Linked DNA regions of Homo sapiens: region 2 is linked to region 1. The links are chromatin loops, found by intact Hi-C in ENCODE. Cell type or tissue: ovary. All regions are shown on one strand. Region 1 overlaps AGPAT3 (1-acylglycerol-3-phosphate O-acyltransferase 3). Region 2 overlaps AGPAT3 (1-acylglycerol-3-phosphate O-acyltransferase 3).

What was found. Peaks named below come from ENCODE experiments on the same cell type or tissue, not always from the same donor. Only the 100,000 strongest peaks of a DNase experiment are listed, where the experiment ranks them.
Region 2: a loop joins it to region 1, with 2.2 times the contacts of the local background. A loop is called at or near these places in 3 of 110 quality-filtered maps.

Annotation. Positions count from the first base shown.
Region 1 is chr21:43,950,687-43,958,686 of GRCh38, forward strand. All of the region lies in intron 2 of AGPAT3 (1-acylglycerol-3-phosphate O-acyltransferase 3), which reads left to right. Among named protein-coding and RNA genes, the nearest start is that of TRAPPC10, 58 kb to the right of the region's middle. RefSeq lists an enhancer at 5,476-5,976. In ovary, no CTCF peak of the experiment used is centred here; no DNase peak of the experiment used is centred here.
Region 2 is chr21:43,900,036-43,908,035 of GRCh38, forward strand. AGPAT3 (1-acylglycerol-3-phosphate O-acyltransferase 3) reads left to right here. Exons shown (of 10, transcript NM_020132.5): 2 at 3,922-3,984. Among named protein-coding and RNA genes, the nearest start is that of AGPAT3, 39 kb to the left of the region's middle. In ovary, no CTCF peak of the experiment used is centred here; a DNase peak (open chromatin) is centred at 4,026.

The DNA.
Region 1 (8,000 bases):
TCCTGGGCTCGTTTCTGCCCCAGGTAGTGCTGTCAGCGGCATGCCTGCCTTCTGCAAGCCCCTCTTCCCTGTTCCCCAGCCCGCACTTCCAATGAGCTGTGGGCCAGGAAACCAGCCCGTCACACTTGTCCACGCTGCGTTTAAAGCGGGAGGAAGGAGGACCCAATGCAGGGCCCGAAAGGTCCACTGTGAGTGAAGTCTTTTTCCTTATGGGACACCTAGGCTGGCTTCTCAGAAAGTGTGTGCAGTTTATTTCCGGGTTCTTGGCGGTGTTCTGAATAGTAAACGTTGCCACCTAAATGAAGACCCTTTGAGATATCACTGCGTCTCTACTGTTCCTGATGGTGGACTTTCTCCTCCAGCGTCTGCTGACAGTAACAGTGGAGCTTTCCCCAGCACCCAAGAGCCCGGGGCTCACCGTGGTCCCCTCCTGTGCAGCCAGCACACAAGGCCCTCCCGTGCCACCACCTCGCAGGGGCCAGGTCTGCTCGGCCCACTACACCAGAGCCCTTGGGTGCGGGGTGGGCGGGACAGAGAAGAGGAAGGGGGGAAGGAGGGAGCTGACAGCCGTTTCTCAGTTCCCCATTATGGACTTGGATTTGGATCACTGAAATCCATATGGAACTAAGAAGTTATCTTTATCCCACAACTCAAAACTCCTGTCTAGAGCATCAGAAATGATGTGCTTTTGGCATCCTGAAATGTCTTTCTCCTCCGCCAACTGCTGTCTGCTGAGAGCTAGCCTTGCTCTCGGAAGGGCGGCTTGGGCAGGGCAAAGGGAGAATTCCAGGGTTTGGGAGCATCTGCTGATCCCAGAATAGTTGCCAGTGGTGACATCTTCTTCCTGGACCCCAGGACCCAAGGACAGCAGGTCCCATCCCAGCTCTGCCCAGCTCCTGCCCCTGCACAGAGCAGGACGCCAGCTGGGGTGGGCACTCTGTGGCGTTTTGGGAAGATAGTGCTATATTTCAGAGGCTGTGCCATCTCCTCTGGGGGATTTCAGCGCTGGTGACAGAGGCATGAAAGGCTCATGGATAGACAAACTGGTGTTTACCCCTCATAGAAACGAAGTTGCCGTCCTATGTGTGCAGAGAAAACCAGGGACTCCTCTGTTCAGAAGGAAGAAATGGAGGGGCCTGGTGGGCCTGGCAGCGGTGCGGAGGTGGTGGGCTCGGAACTGTAGTTTCCATTCCATAAAAAGGCGTCTTCGGAAAGGTTGGGGATTTTGGCAAAGAAGGGGGGTCTCTGGGGAGACTGCATGTGGGTGAGATCCTCTGCCTGGCCGGTTTTGGAGGAAGAGGGTCACAGGGACCAGCGACGGGGAGGAGGGTCCACATGCTGCAGCGAAGGACCTGGGGCAGGCAGGGGGTGGGCTGGATGGCGGAACACGGGGATGGGCCCGTACCTCTCCAGAACTACGGACCTGGGATGAGGCGGCCTGTGAGTGCGATTGGGCTGTGTGACGGCACCAGAGGCGGGGCTGCAGCTGCAGGCTTTTGTCGTCCTGTGGTCCTGGAGGCTGCAGGTCCAAGGTCAAGGATTCCTTCTGAGGCTTCTCACCCGGGCTCTGACTGCAGGCGGTCTCCCTTTTTCATAAGGACACCGGTCAGATGGAATCAGCGCCCACCCTGATGATATCATTTAACTTAATTACTGTGTTAAAGGCCCTGTCTCCAAATAAGGTCACATTTCGAGGACCTGGGCATTACCTTTGTGGAAGGAACTCAGTTCACCCTAACAAAAGGTGGCAGAATTGGGTGTGGGCGTGTGGGGCTGGGCTCTGATTGGCAAGCAGTGCTCTGGCCCTGCCCAGGCAGAGGCAGCCTCGTGCCTCACCTTTGCTCCCCTGATCTAAGAAGGTGCACACCCCGGTAGCTTGTGCAGGGGCCAGGACAAAACCCAAGAAGCAGCCATCACGCCCCAGGACCAAGATGTGCTGGCGCCAGGCTTCCGGGCAACCTAAATCTGTTGTTTAATGAAGACGCGCTGGCACCAAGCTTCTGGGCGACCTAAACCTGTTGTTTAATGAAGGGGCTCAGAAGCAACTCAGTGTCCTCAGTGTCTCGGTGGCATCTGAGCAGCCATGAAAAGGTGCCATGGGGACTGGAGAGGCCCACTGTCACACCTCCCAGCCCCAGCCCCAGAAATCAGATGGAGCCCCAGAGGTCCCACCCCTGAGGTCCCACCCTGTGTGGCTCTTCTATCCCAGGCGTTCTCCAAGGTCCCCAGGGTGCTGGGGGCTGCCCAGGCTATCTGCTGCGGTCAGGGTGTCAGTGGTGCCACCATAACCAAGTGAGGCGAGGTTCCACATCGCCGGCCAAGTGGCTTTATGGGCCTCCAGTGGGATGTGGCAGGAAGTACCCAGCGGCTCTGCCATGCATTCTTGACCAGAAATGTTGAACCCGAGTTAATTGTGAGGAAACGGACAAATCCAGGGTGTGGGGCACGCCGCAGAGAGCTGCCTTAGCCGCTTCAACACCATCAGGCCAGAGTAGGCGGGGAGCGTCTCGGGGAAAGGGGACAGAGAGACGTGCCATCCAAATGCATGTGTGTCCTCCACGGGGCCCTGCATCCCCGCAGCTAGGAAGGTCATCTGGGGACAGTTGGTGAAATGGAAACAGGGACGGGATGTTCGGCAGTATTCTGTCGGTATTCATTTCTTGGGTGTGCTCATGGTGTCCTAGTGAGCAGGCTGTCCTGATTCGTAGGAGATGTGGACGGACATGGAGGGAGTGCCGTGACGTAGCCCAGGAGACCTTTTTAGCTTAAAGCCTGTGCATAAGAAATAGGCAAGTGAGTTTTAGATGTTCATACATATTTCATTGCAGAATATTAGTTTAGGGTGATCAATAAAAGACTTTCAAGCCTAATGTTAAGCAAAAGAGACTTTTAATATATTCCACAATGATAAAATCCTGTGGAAGAAGGGCAGTGGGAATGCAGATTCCAGGAGCAAGTGGAACGAAGCCAGCTGTCCAGAAGAGCTTTTTTTGTGGGGTTTGAAAACAGGTGCCAATGGTGGCTGTCAAATCATGATGGCATTTAGGTTCTACTAGCTACATTGGAGAGAAAGAAAAACACTATGCTTTACAGAGTCAAAATCTACAATATGCCAGACTTTACACCCCTTGCATATTTAAACTTGGGCTTAAAAATGTAGAAGCTGGCTGGTTGCAGTGGCTCATGCCTGTAATCCCAGCACTCTGGGAGGCTGAAGCCAGAGAATCACTTGAGCCTAGGAGATCAAGGCTGTGTGAGCCATGATGGCATCGCTGCCCTCCAGCCTGGGTGACAGAGTGATATTCTGTCTCTATAAATAAATAGATGAAAAATAAAAAATAAAAATGTAGACGTCAACTTCACATTGTCTGGGGATGCATAATTTCCTAAAAATCGCTCTCATGGGCTCACGAGCAAATGCTCTAGGGGGCCACTGAGTCCAGGCCCCTCCCAATGCTTTCCTGCTCTGCCAGCCCAAAGGACTTTGAAGCTGGAGGCGGGGACCGGTGTGGCCAAGCAGGGCACCTTCCTCACCGTCACCCTTCTGCAGGGAGGGAGGTGGCCTCTGCCTGCTGCCATTGGAGGTTTGTGCAGTCAGGTTTATCAAGGAGGTCCAGGCGGGCTGGGTGTGGGGAGGTGGAACAGGGTACCTGCGAGGTCTGTGAGTGAAACTACACTGCTGGCTGGACAGAGACATGGCAATGACCCAGGGAAACCGTGTTGAGCGCTCTGGTGGGGGCAGGCGGGCGGGAGAGGCCCCTGAGTTCCGCTAGCTGGAATTAAGCAGGTGAACAGCAGATGTTTCTTGGAATGGAGTCTGGTCCATAGTAAGTGATGAAGATGTGTTTTGACTCCGTATCTAGGACCTCCAGGACGTAGAGGTTGATGATCCGGGCAGGTGGCCTTCAGCGAGGGAGCACGTCAAAAGGCTGTGGGCCGTGCAGACAGCTGGGGGACACCGTCCCGGGTGTGACCTTGGGCCACACGGCAGGGTGGTGGACTTGCTCCTAGAATTGGGCTCCAGGGCTGAAGCCAGCCCCTCTGATCTGGCACTGGCCGGCTCCATTCACCCTTTTTGGGGCTTACTGCCGCAGAGACTTCCTTTGAGGAGAGCTGGACCCAAGACGCCAGAGTTCCGGGGGCACTGAGTGCTGTGTGGCACCCGGGCCAGGAGAAACATGTGCCAGAGGGCAGGCGTGGGCTCTCCGGGGAGTCTCTGCGTAGACTTTCTAGCCCAGAGGTTCAGGTGATGGACCAGAGACTGGCCGCTTTGTGACACCGAGGACGGTTGATAAAGTGGATTCTCGAGGGGAAGCTGCATCCACACAGAGGCTGGGACGTGAATGTGCATCACGGCTCTATCTGTGGCCCCCAAAGGCTGGGTGCCAGCTGCCTGTCGGCAGGGAGCGTATCACCGTGGCACGTCCATGCCGTGGGGGTCACTCAGCAGCCACGGATGCGCCCTGGGTGCTGTCCCGGGGCCGTCTCAGAAGCACCGCGCTGGACCGGCTGGGCCAGATGCCATGGGATTCTGTGTTTGTGAACCTCTAGAAAAGGTAAATTAACCTATAGAGCTGGAAAGCTGACCTGCATTGTCAGGCTGGGTGGGGAAGGACTTGGATGGAAATGTTCCCTGTTGCAGTGTGGTGGGGTCACAGGCGGCTTAGCTTGTCAACACCCATAACGCTATGCACGGACACTCGGCAAACCCATCTTAATCGTGTGTTATTTATTCCTGGATGAAGTTCTTTTCTTTTTTGAGATGGAGTTTCACTCTTGTCACCCAGGCTGGAGTGCAGTGGTGCGATCTCAGCTCACTGCAGCCTCCTCCTCCCAGGTTCAAGCTATTTTCCTGCCTCGGCCTCCCAAAGTGCTCAGATTACAGGTGTGAGCCACCGCGCCCGGCTGAGAATCTGATTTTTAAAAATAAACGTCATGACTGGGTGCGGTGGCTCACACCTGTAATCCCAGCGCTTTGGGAGGTCGAGTTGGGCGGATTACCTGAGGTCAGGAGATCGAGGCCAGCCTGGCCAACATGGCGAAACCCCATCTCTACTAAACATACAAAAATTTGCTGGACATGGTGGTGCATACCTGTGGTCCCAGCTACTCGGGAGGCTGAGGCATGAGAATTGCTTGAACCCAGGAAGCTGCAGTGAGCCAAGATGGCACCACAGCACTCTAACCTGGGCAACAGTGAGATAATCTGTCTCAAAAAAAAAAAAAAAAATCAGATTCCTGTACTTTGCGCCGTAGCAACGGAATCAGCAGGTCTGCTGTGGAGCCCGGGCATCTGCTTCTCGGAGCATCACAGCTGATGTGCTGGCCCTCAAGCAGGCTTCTTGGGACCCTGGTTCTTCTGGGCCAGTGTGGAGTGATGTGTGCCCCTGGGTGAGGACCACCTGGTCTCCTGGGGCTCTGCTGTGTGCCAGGTGGGGGCCAGGTGATGGGCTGCAGGGCGGCCCCCACCCTGTACAACTCAGGATCTGGTCGAATATATCGTCTCTAGCTCAAGAAAGGCGTTCTGAAACAGCAAGCCTGGTCTGCCCAGCGTGTCTGAGGCTCTGCTCTAAGGGGCCCCTGCCCACCCTGGGGGGGCTGCAGTGTGTCTGGGCGAGCACTGACTTCTGAGCCTCGCTATCTGGACTGGCACTGGCTCTACTGCTGACTCCCTGTGTGGCCCCATATGATGCACGAAGCCTCTCTGTGCTTCTGTTTGCTCACCTGTCAACTGGGGCAGTGATGGCATCCTGCTGGGGTCATCTGAGAGTCTGGAATGCGTGAGAGGTGTTCAACACAGACCGTGGAACAAGTTAAGCCCATAAAAAGTGTTTTTGTTGCCCCCTTGTCTTTTCTGTCCTTTCTGTCTAGGGTATTAATTTCCTGTTGCTGCTTTAATGAATCAGCCCACAGTGTGGGGGCATCAAACAGTACAACTCCTTAACCCCACAGTGTGTGGAGTCAGCAATTCAGGAGCGACTTAGCTGGGTGCTGTGGGGTTGCAGGTGAGCTGAGGCCAGGGCTGGGCTCATCTGAAGGTTTGACCAGGGCCAGAGGGCCTGCCTCCCAGGTGGCCCCCTCAGGAGTAGGAGGTCAGCCCCTTCCGCGCAGGAAGGACCTGCCGCTCACACATCCTTGTGATGTGGCCATCCTGGGAGCAGAGCCAGGCAGAAACTGTCCTTTTTGTGACCTAGCCTTGGCAATCACGTAGCACATTTCTGCAAGGCTGTTCATCAGATGCAATGACCAAGTCCAGGCCATAGTCAGAAAGGGAAGAAGACCCCTCCACCTTTCGAGGGGAGGAGCGAAAGTGTTTCAGGCCCATTCCTAAACCATGACCAGAGCTCTTGTCCCCACGGTTTCTGGGGAGCCAAGGGCCCAGTGTCTGGGAGAGGTGACTTTTAATGCCCCATAGGTTGAGAACGTCCAAGGGTGGTGGGAGTGACACTGGCATCTGTGGCCCCCGAGTGCCATTCAAGGCAGCGCCTGCAAATCCCTGAGAGGCAGAGGGTGGGGGCCTGTATGGAGGGCGCTCTGTGGAGTCGGGACAGGGGGTTTCATGGGCGGGTGGGGTGGGCGCCCATGGAGAGCCTTGCTCTGGGTGCAAGAATGGCCACAGTGGGGGCAGCTGGCGGTGTGGAACAGGGGCCGCCCTGGGAATGTGGAAGGCCAGCTGGTGCCACTCCAGAGCCCACCCCTTTGCCCCATGGGAGTGCACTCAGTGCCCTTCCAGAGGACCAAGTCAGGGGTTGGCAGCACCGCCAGCCTGACTGCCAGGGTTTCCCCTCCACACGGGGGGTCTCGGGTTTCCCCTCCACACGGGGGGTCTCGGGTTTCCCCTCCACACGGGGGTCTCGGGTTTCCCCCTCCACACGGGGGTCTCGGGTTTCCCCCTCCACACGGGGTTTCCCCCTCCACGCGGGGGTCTCGGGTTTCCCCCTGCACACAGGGATCTCGGGTTTCCCCCTCCACACGGGGGTCTCGGGTTTCCCCCTCCACAGGGGGGTCTCGGGTTTCCCCCTCCACACGGGGGTCTCTGGTTTCCCCCTCCACACGGGGTTTCCCCTCCACACGGGGGTCTCGGGTTTCCCCCTGCACATGGGGGTCTCGGGTTTTCCCCTCCACACTGGGGTCTCGGGTTTCCCCCTCCACACGGGGGTTGTAGGGCCGCTCAGTAGGAGTGCTGCCAAGAGTGGAGGGGGGCCACCGGCTTCCCTGCTGAAACTGTGAGACGTGCGTAGAAGGAAAGGGGGAGCCGGTGGAGCCCCTGGGGAGTCGCTCCTTTTGTGCAGGAAACCAGAACAGAAATCTTTCACGCTTCAAATACGCACACGAGTGTGGGAGTGAAAAGCATTGATTCCCACACTGAGGGGTTTGTGAGGCCTCCTGGCTCTGTTTGCAGAGATTGATTGTGCAGTTTGGATCTTTTAAATGAGATACTAAATCAAATAAAAATTATGATGCCTTCACCACAAGTTAATCACTATCAATATTTGGGTGTATTTCTTCTAGTCTTTTCGTTTTTTCTTTCTGGTTTGCATGGGAGAGTGTGTGTGTGTGAGTGTGGCATGTTTATGTGTATAGTGCTTGTTGTGTGTGTGAGACTGTGGTGCATATGAGTGTGCATGGGGTGGGGGGATGTGTTGCAGTGTGTGGTGTGTGGTACAATTGTGTGTGTGTGGTGTAGAGTATGGGGCTGTGTGCAGCAGTGCGTGTGGGATGTGGTGTATGTGTTTTGCACTGTGGTGTGTGTGGTTTGTGCTACAGTGTGTGTGGTTTGTGGTATGGTGCTTGCAGTGTGGTATGCACCATATGTGTGAGCGTGTGTGTCGTTTTTGGTGTGTGGTGTAGGTGTGGTTTGTGGTGTGTGTGGTGCGTGTGGCGTGTGTGTGGTTTGTGGTGTGTGTGGCATATGTGTGGTTTGTAGTGTGTGTATGTGGCGTGTATGTGGTTTGTGGTGTGGTGTGGTATATGTAGCATGTGTATGGTTTGTGGTGTGT
Region 2 (8,000 bases), 51 kb before region 1:
TAGAAAATGTACTTTGAGTGAGATGTCTTCATGGAGAGTAAATGATCTGGAGGTAGAAAGAAAAAGGCAAATGCTTTTGTTCTCTTCCAGAGACGGCTGTCAAGCTGGCTCTGCAAGTCAGGCCCTCTGCAGCTGAGGTTCCACTTTAGACATAGGTCAGTGTGTCTTGGAGAGGGAACACCTGTGAGGTCCACTGGAGAAGCCCATTCTGGATGAGTGAAAACCTGGATTTAAAAATGCAAGATTCCAGCTTGCACTTCTAGCCATGGTGGAAGATACAGACCAAATTTCACAGCCTACCTTAATCAACCAGAAAGCCAAACAAAAGTGCATGAAGCCACAGGCTTCAGACACTGGTGGCAGGCCGTGTGGACAGTGACCAGAGAGGGGCATGAGGGAAGTGAGGCCTCAGTAGCCCAGCGTGTCACCTGCAGAGTCTCCAGCCACAGGGCAGGGAGGGGAACCAGGACCTGGTGGAGACAGAGTGTGGAGTTAAGGGGCTCCAGGAAGGCTGGAATGTACAAAGAAAAATATGGAAGAAGAGGGAGTTCCATAAAGAAACAGCTCTGGAGAGCTGAGGAGGGGCCTTCCAGTCTCTGAGAGCTGACCACAGGTGGCATGTGAATGCTGCCCAGGTGAGGGAAAGGGGCGTGGGAGAGCAGGGGTGGCACAGTCCCCGAGTTCACAGGGTGGGGTGAATCTGTGTGCTCAGTGGCCAGAGGGAGAGACTCACCACCCAAGGTTGTCCTACAAAGGTCCGCTCAGGACTCACCAAACAGAGCTTACGAGCGAGATCTGAAAAGATCAAACTGGTTCTAGGTTGACTGCTCCCAGAACAAAGCCCGGAGATGCAGGACAGCAGCAAACCCAGCGTCCAGTGCCAAGTTCACAGGCACCAAGTTCACAGTGCCCAGCAGCCAAGCAAAAGTGACTGCCATACAGAAAACCCAGAAGAAGAGGAAAATCAATGGTTGGAAACATCCAGGCTAGACACTGTAGCCCCCACCTGCAATTCCAGCCCTTTGGGAGGCTGAGGCAGGAGGATCACTTGAGCCCAGGAGTTCAAGACCCTCTGGGGCCACATAGCGAGACCCTGTCTCTAAAAAGATATGTGTTCTTTTGTTTGTTTTAAGAAAATAATTAGCTGGGCATAGTGGTATGCACCTGTAGTGCCAGCTACTCAACGGCAGAGGCAGGAGGATCCCTTGAGCCTGGAGTTCGAGGCTGCAGTGAGCTATGATTATGCCACTGTACTCTAGTCCAGGCAACAGAGTGAAACTCTGTTAAAAAAAAAAAAAAAAAAAGAGAAGAGAAAAGAGAAGGGAAGGGAACTATATCTATCCAGATGATAGAGCTAGCAGGCAAGCATGTTAAGATGGCATTGATAAATATGTTCCACGTGTTCAATCAGGGCAAATATGATAAAAATAAAGAAAAAAATGGAAGATATAAAAAAAAGACCTAGGGCCGGGCGTCATGGCTCATACCTGTAATCCCAGCACTTCTGGAGGCTGAGATGTGAGGATTGTTTGAGCTCAGGAGATCAAGACCACCCTGGACAACCCCATCTGTACAGAAAAGTACAAAAATTAGCTGGGCGTGGTGGTGCACACCTGTGGTCTCAGCTACTTAGGAGGCTGAGGTAGGAGGATGGCTTGAGCCCAGGAAGGTTGAGGCTGCAGTGAGCCATGATCATACCATTGCACTCCAGCCTGGGTGACAGCATGAGACTGTCTCAAAAAGAAAAAAGACCCAAATAAATCTTCTAGAAATGAAAAATATGCTGAATGGGATTAGTGGTAGATTAGACATTGCAGAAGAAAAGATCAGTATACTTGAAGACACAGCACTTTGTAAAATGAAACACAAAGAAAGAAAGACAAAAAAATGAACAGAGCATCAGTGGGACCATATCGAGAGTAACATATGAAACTGATTTCCAGAAAAGAGGCGTGTGTGGTAGAAAATACCTGAAGACAATAATGGCTAGAATTTTTCCAGATCTGATGAAACTCATCCCGAAGAAGCTCAACAAATCTCAAACCGAAGAAACATGAAGGAATTCACCCCAATACACACCATCATCCAATTGCCGAGAATCCTGAAAGTAGACAGAGGCAAATGCTATCACATACAGATGAACAAAGCCAAAAATGAGAGCCGGTTTCTGATCAGAAACTATACAATTTGAAGACAGTGGAGGAATGCCTTTCAAATATCGAAAGACAATATTGGACACCTATCTACAAAAACAATGGCCCTTCACCCTACTTTATGCTATATTTAAAAATTAACCAAAATGGATCATAGACCTAAATGTGAAAGTTAGAACTGTAAGATTAATAGGGGAAAATATGCGATATATACACTGTCTTTGTCAATTTGGGCTGCTATAAAAAAAGTTAACACTGACTGGCTGGCTTAAGTAACAGAAATTTATTTCTCACAGTTCTGGAGGCTGGAAGTCCGAGCTCAAGGTGCCTGTAGGTTTGGTGGCTGGTGAGGGCCTCTTCCTGGTTGTGCCCTCATATGGCAGAGAGATAGGAAGCAGCTGGCCCGTGTCTTTTGGCATAATGGCACCAATCCCATTTTTGAGGCTCCTCCCTCTTGGCCTAATCCCCTGCCAATGGCCCTGTCTCCAAATATCACATTAGCAGGGAGGATTTCGACGTATGAATTTGGACCAGGCATGGTGACTCATACCTCTAGTTCCAGCACTTTGGGAGGGCGAGGCAGGCGGATCACTTGAGCTCAGGAGTTCAAGACCAGCCTAGGCAACATAGTGAAATGCTTTGTCTACAAAAAATTTAAAAAATTATCTGGGCATGGTGGCATGCACCTGTAGTCCTAGCTACTTGGGAGGCTGAGGTGGGAGAATCACTTAAGCCCAGAAGACTGAGGCTGCAGTGAGCGGTGATTGTGCCACGGCGACTCCAGCCTGGGTAACAGAGCGAGATCCTGTCTCAAAAAAAATATGAATTTGTAGCTGGGGGACACAAGCATTCAGTCCATAGTGTCTGTAGTGGAATATTATCCAGCCTGAAATGTGAATGACATTCTGACACCTGCCACCAAGTGGGTGAGCTTTGAGGACATTATACTGAGTGAAATAAGCCAGTCACATAAGGACAAATAGTGTATGATTCCACTTATATGAGGTCCCTAGAGTGGTTAACTCGTAGAGATAGAAAGTGTGATGGTGGGTGCCAGGGGCTAGCGGGGATGGGGAGTAGGTGTTTAATGGAGACAGTGTTTCTGCTTGGGAAGATGAGAAAGTTCTGGAGATGGACAGGGGTGATGATTGCACAGCAGTGGGAATGGACATAAAGCCCCTGAACCACATACCTAAAAATGGTGGATTTTATGTTAGTGGACGTCACCACAATGTAACACAAATGAGCAAACACGGGCTTTTTCCTGGTTGCCGGCAGGCAGGCTAATGGTCTGCTGGCGGGGGCTGGGCTGGGCTGGATTTTGGAGAAGCCCAGGGCTGCGGCTGGCAGGGCTTTGGGAAGCAGCGGGAGCGCATGTAAGGCTGGTGTAGCTGTCGCAGGAGCTGTGGCATCCGGAGGGGCCCATGGTGGCCCCGCCTTTCCAAGAGCCTGCAGGTGGCTGGGTGGCTTTTCCGTGTCCTTCCTGGGGCGTGACCTCTGGCGGCTCCGGGACTGTTCATTTATGAGCCATCTGTTGGGCCTCCTGGCCAGGCAGTGGGAAGCAGCGTGCCAGCAATGCCCTGAATGGCCTTGACCCTGATGTTTAAGTGACGGAGTGTTTGGTTGATCGGGAAAGGATGTTAATGCGTGCTTGTCAGTCTCCCTGACATGCAGCCTTTCGGGTTTTGAAGTGGATGCATATATTTGGTCACACGGCGTCTCTCCAGTCCTGCGCAAGCACGTTGACATGTGTGCCTTTCACTTTCAGGCTTGTCCAGCCGGAAGCCCTGAGGGCAGCTGTTCCCACTGGCTCTGCTGACCTTGTGCCTTGGTAAGTGGGCAGTGAGGCCGCCTGACGCAGGGCGCCGTGTGTGAGAGTGTGTGTGTGTGTGTGTGTGTGTGTGTGTGTGTGTGTATGTGTCCAGTGTTGGGGTCAGCGTTGGGCCTTGATACCTTGTTGATTAATTTTTCTTAAAGGTATATATTTTAACCTTTGCTTATGACCAACAGAATATTTATTACAGTCCCTTCTCATTTGTCCAAAACCCAGATGATAAAGTTCAGGTAACTTTGTTCTCTTCCTGCGAGGGATGAGCTGAGCTCAAAGGGGCTGAGCTACAAATGACGCTGGGCTGAGGCGCCTACCAGGGCACAGCGGACATGGGAGTCACCTCACAGGGCTGCCCCGGCTCTGTTAGCAGCCCAGGAAGTCCACCCCTCTCCTGGAGACCGACTGGGAGCCGTCTGTCTGGGATGGGGCAGAGGTGTGGCCCGGGGACAGCTGCACAATCCCCGTGGGGAGCCCAGCTATCTGTTGCTGGAGGGTGCTCTGCTCCTGGGGGGTCGGTGCCCTGCTCTTGGGGGTTGGTGCCCTGCTCCTGGGGGACGCGCTCCTCAGGAAGCCCTGGGTTTGGTGGAGAGCATGGAATTGCCTGGCCGTTGAGTCACTGGGTGGGCCCAGGGTTGGGGCAGCTCCTCCTGTGCTCCTGCAGCCCGTCGTCATAGGGCCCCTGCCCACTGCTCCCATGTGTTCCACCCCCGTTCCCAGGCCCGCTGCTGTGGCTGATGAGGCTGCAGGTCCCTTCTGGGTGGCCCTGGACCCTGTGTCCTTCTCCCACTGTGGCTGCTTTCTACCCAGGAGGTGTCTCCTCCAAATGCTGTCGGCAGAGATCAAATCCCATCCCTGATGTTCCAAGGCTTCCAGGTGTAACTCACAGGCCCAGTTCTTGGTAGGCAGGTGATTTAGCCTTCTGTGTCCCAGTCACAACCCAGGGTGTGTTGAAAGCTACCATTTGATAAAAACAAACATGAGCAAGATTGAAGTGACCAACACCAAGCTCGGGCTTTCAGAGATGTAGTCATGGCGGACCTCAAACAGCATTGCTGACCATCTGAGCTGGGTGCTGAATGCCTCCATAGTTTTCAAATTAAAATGACTGTATTTAGTGTCTCTTTTTTTAAAAAAAATATTTATTTATTTATTTATTTATTTATTTATTTATTTATTTATTTATTTATTTTGAGACAGTCTGGCTCTGTCGCCCGGGCTGGAGTGCAGTAGAACGATCTCGGCTCACTGCAACCTCCACTTCCCAGGTTCAAATGATTCTCCTGCCTCAGCCCCCTGAGTAGCTGGGACTACAGGCGCCCGCCACCACGTCCGGCTAATTTTTGTATTTTTAGTAGAGATGGGGTTTCACCATGTTGGCCAGGATGGTCTCTATTGCTTGACCTCGTGATCCACCTGCCTCGGCCTCCCAAAGTGCTGGGATTACAGGCGTGAGCCACTGCGCCCGGCCTAGTGTCTCTTTAGGATTGTTTTATTAAGATTGCTTATTTGATAGCAGATAACTATGAAGATACTAACGATACTATAAAGACACAGTGGCAGCTCCCAGCTAACTGGCACTCTGAGCTGTCCTCTAACATTCTGGATTCACAAAAGTTTACTTGCTGGGTTTGCTCATTGTTGATTTAATACTTTGCCTGTGGTTTAAACTGTTAAATTGTTGCAAATTGCTATTCTGTGCAAAAGAAACTTGAACTGTCCTGCACCCCCCAGTTCAGCTCTCACTGCATTCCCGCTCTTCTGCCTGTCCTTTGGCTATTGTTGGACTGTACTCAGGGCTGAGAGGAGGGCATGGGGCTTCTGCAGTCACCACAGGGCTGTGGGAAGGCCACCAGCAAGGGCTGGGGGGCCAGAGGGCTTCTGATCTGTCAGGTGCAGGGTGTGGCGCACGTGGGCTTGTGCTGTGGATGAGGTTTTGCTTCTAGGGGAGAAACCGGCCAAGGCGCGTCAGGCATCAGCAGACCTCTCCCAGAAGGAGGACATTTTGAGAAGATGAAGATGGAAATCGGTTTGATCTCCTTTGTTCCCTTTCTGGGGACAGGGACATCACGGTTCTGTAATAACTGAGGTCTAGGAAAAAGAACAGAAAGAAGGGCAGGTTGGAAACATTGTGTCTTTTGGGGCTAGTAGTAGCTGCAGAACAACCCAAATCCGATTTACAACCAAGCTTCTAGGGTGAGTAACTCGATATTCACCAAACCGGGTGACTGTCAGTGATGGCATGCCACGTATCACTTTTGGGAGGGAGGAGAGGTTGCAAAACTAAGCAGACGGTGTGGCACTGCAGCTCCCCCCCGCCCAAGCTGGTGAGTGTTAATATCGAAATCTATAGCAAAATGTTTGTCCATGACTTGCACCAGTACCTCTCGAAAGGTGCCCAAATACCTAATAAACATCTGAAAAGGCATGCAACTCAATTGGTTATCAGAGAAACGAACTTTTTAAACCAGAAATGTTGTATCACTAGACAGTCAGCAGATTGGCTAAAACCAACGAGACAGATAAGGCCAGAGTTGATGAGGAGGTGGGATGGGGCGTGATGGGACGCTTGTTCCTCATGGTGGCTGTGACCTCACCTCTTAATTTTGGAAAACTTTGGCAATATCTTCTAAAGCGGAGCAAACCCATGGCTTGTGACCCAGCAGCTCTGCTCTGAGGCGTGAACCCACAGCCAGGAGTGTCGCCGGAGCCGTGTTCATCAGGCCTGTGTGCCCTGCGGAGGTGGACTGGGTGAACACACTGCCGGCTACTTGCCCAGGGGAGCAGCATGGAATGAGCTGCGTGGAGACACCCGTGCTCCGCCTGGGCGAGCCGACACACACATGCTGGGTGGAAGAAGCGCAGTGGGTCAGCACATGTGCAAGGCCCTCGTAAGTGCAGCACAGAGACAGGCAGACCTGGCAGGGGGAACAGGAAGGGTAGCTGCCCTGGCAGGAGGCAAAGGAGGCCCAGGGGGCTTCAGGGGCTGGCGAGGGTCTGTTTCTTTTCTTTCTTTTTTTTTTTTTTTTTTTTGAGAGGGGGTCTCTCTCTGTCTCCCAGGCTGGAGCTCAATGACGCGATCTCAGGTCACTTCAGCCTTGAGCTCTCCTGGGCTGAAGGGATCCTCCTGCCTCAGCCTCCCGGTAGCTGGGACCACGGGCATGGGCCACCACACGCGGCTTTTTTATTTTTTGTAGAGACCGGGTTTTGCCATGTTGCCCAGGCTGATCTTGAACTCCTGGGCTCAAGCCCATCTGCCGGCCTCGGCCTCCCAAAGTAGTTGGGATTCGTTTCTTGATCTGGGTGCTGCTGGTCAGAGTGGATCCTCTCTGGAATTTCATCCAGCCGCATGCTGAAGATTTATGTACTTCTCTGTATCTATTACACTTTAACAAAAAGTTTCCCATAAAACTGTGCCATACCAGGTACGGTGGCTCACACCTGTAATCCCAGGACTTTGGGAGGCCGAGGCAGGCGGATCACGAGGTCAGGAGATCGAGACCATCCTGGCTAACACGGTGAAACCCCATCTCTACTAAAAATACAAAAAATTAGCTGGGCGTGGTGGCGGGCACTTGTAGTCCCAGCTACTCGGGAGGCTGAGGCAGGAGAATGGCGTGAACCCGGGAGGCGGAGCTTGTGGTGAGCCGAGATCGCGCCACTGCACTCCAGCCTGGGCGACAGAGCGAGACTCCGTCTCAACAACAACAACAACAAAAAAACCGTTCCATATAAGCTTCCTAAGAGCTTGCGTTTTCGGTTTCATCTGATTCCCTCTGTGAAAAATACGGGCTTCTACAAAACAGCAGACTCAAAAAGCAACAACAACCAAACCCCCAAACCCAGCAGACCGATACCATGTTAAAGCCACACGTTTGTCGATTCCCCTGCTCGGGTGTTTGCGCGCCCTCTCCGTCGCACGGCTCCGTGTGCTGGAGACCCCACGGGACCGAGTAGTCCCCACCCTCGTGGAAGCATGTTCCCGTAATAGCAGAGCAAAGGGATGATGGTCTTCGGAG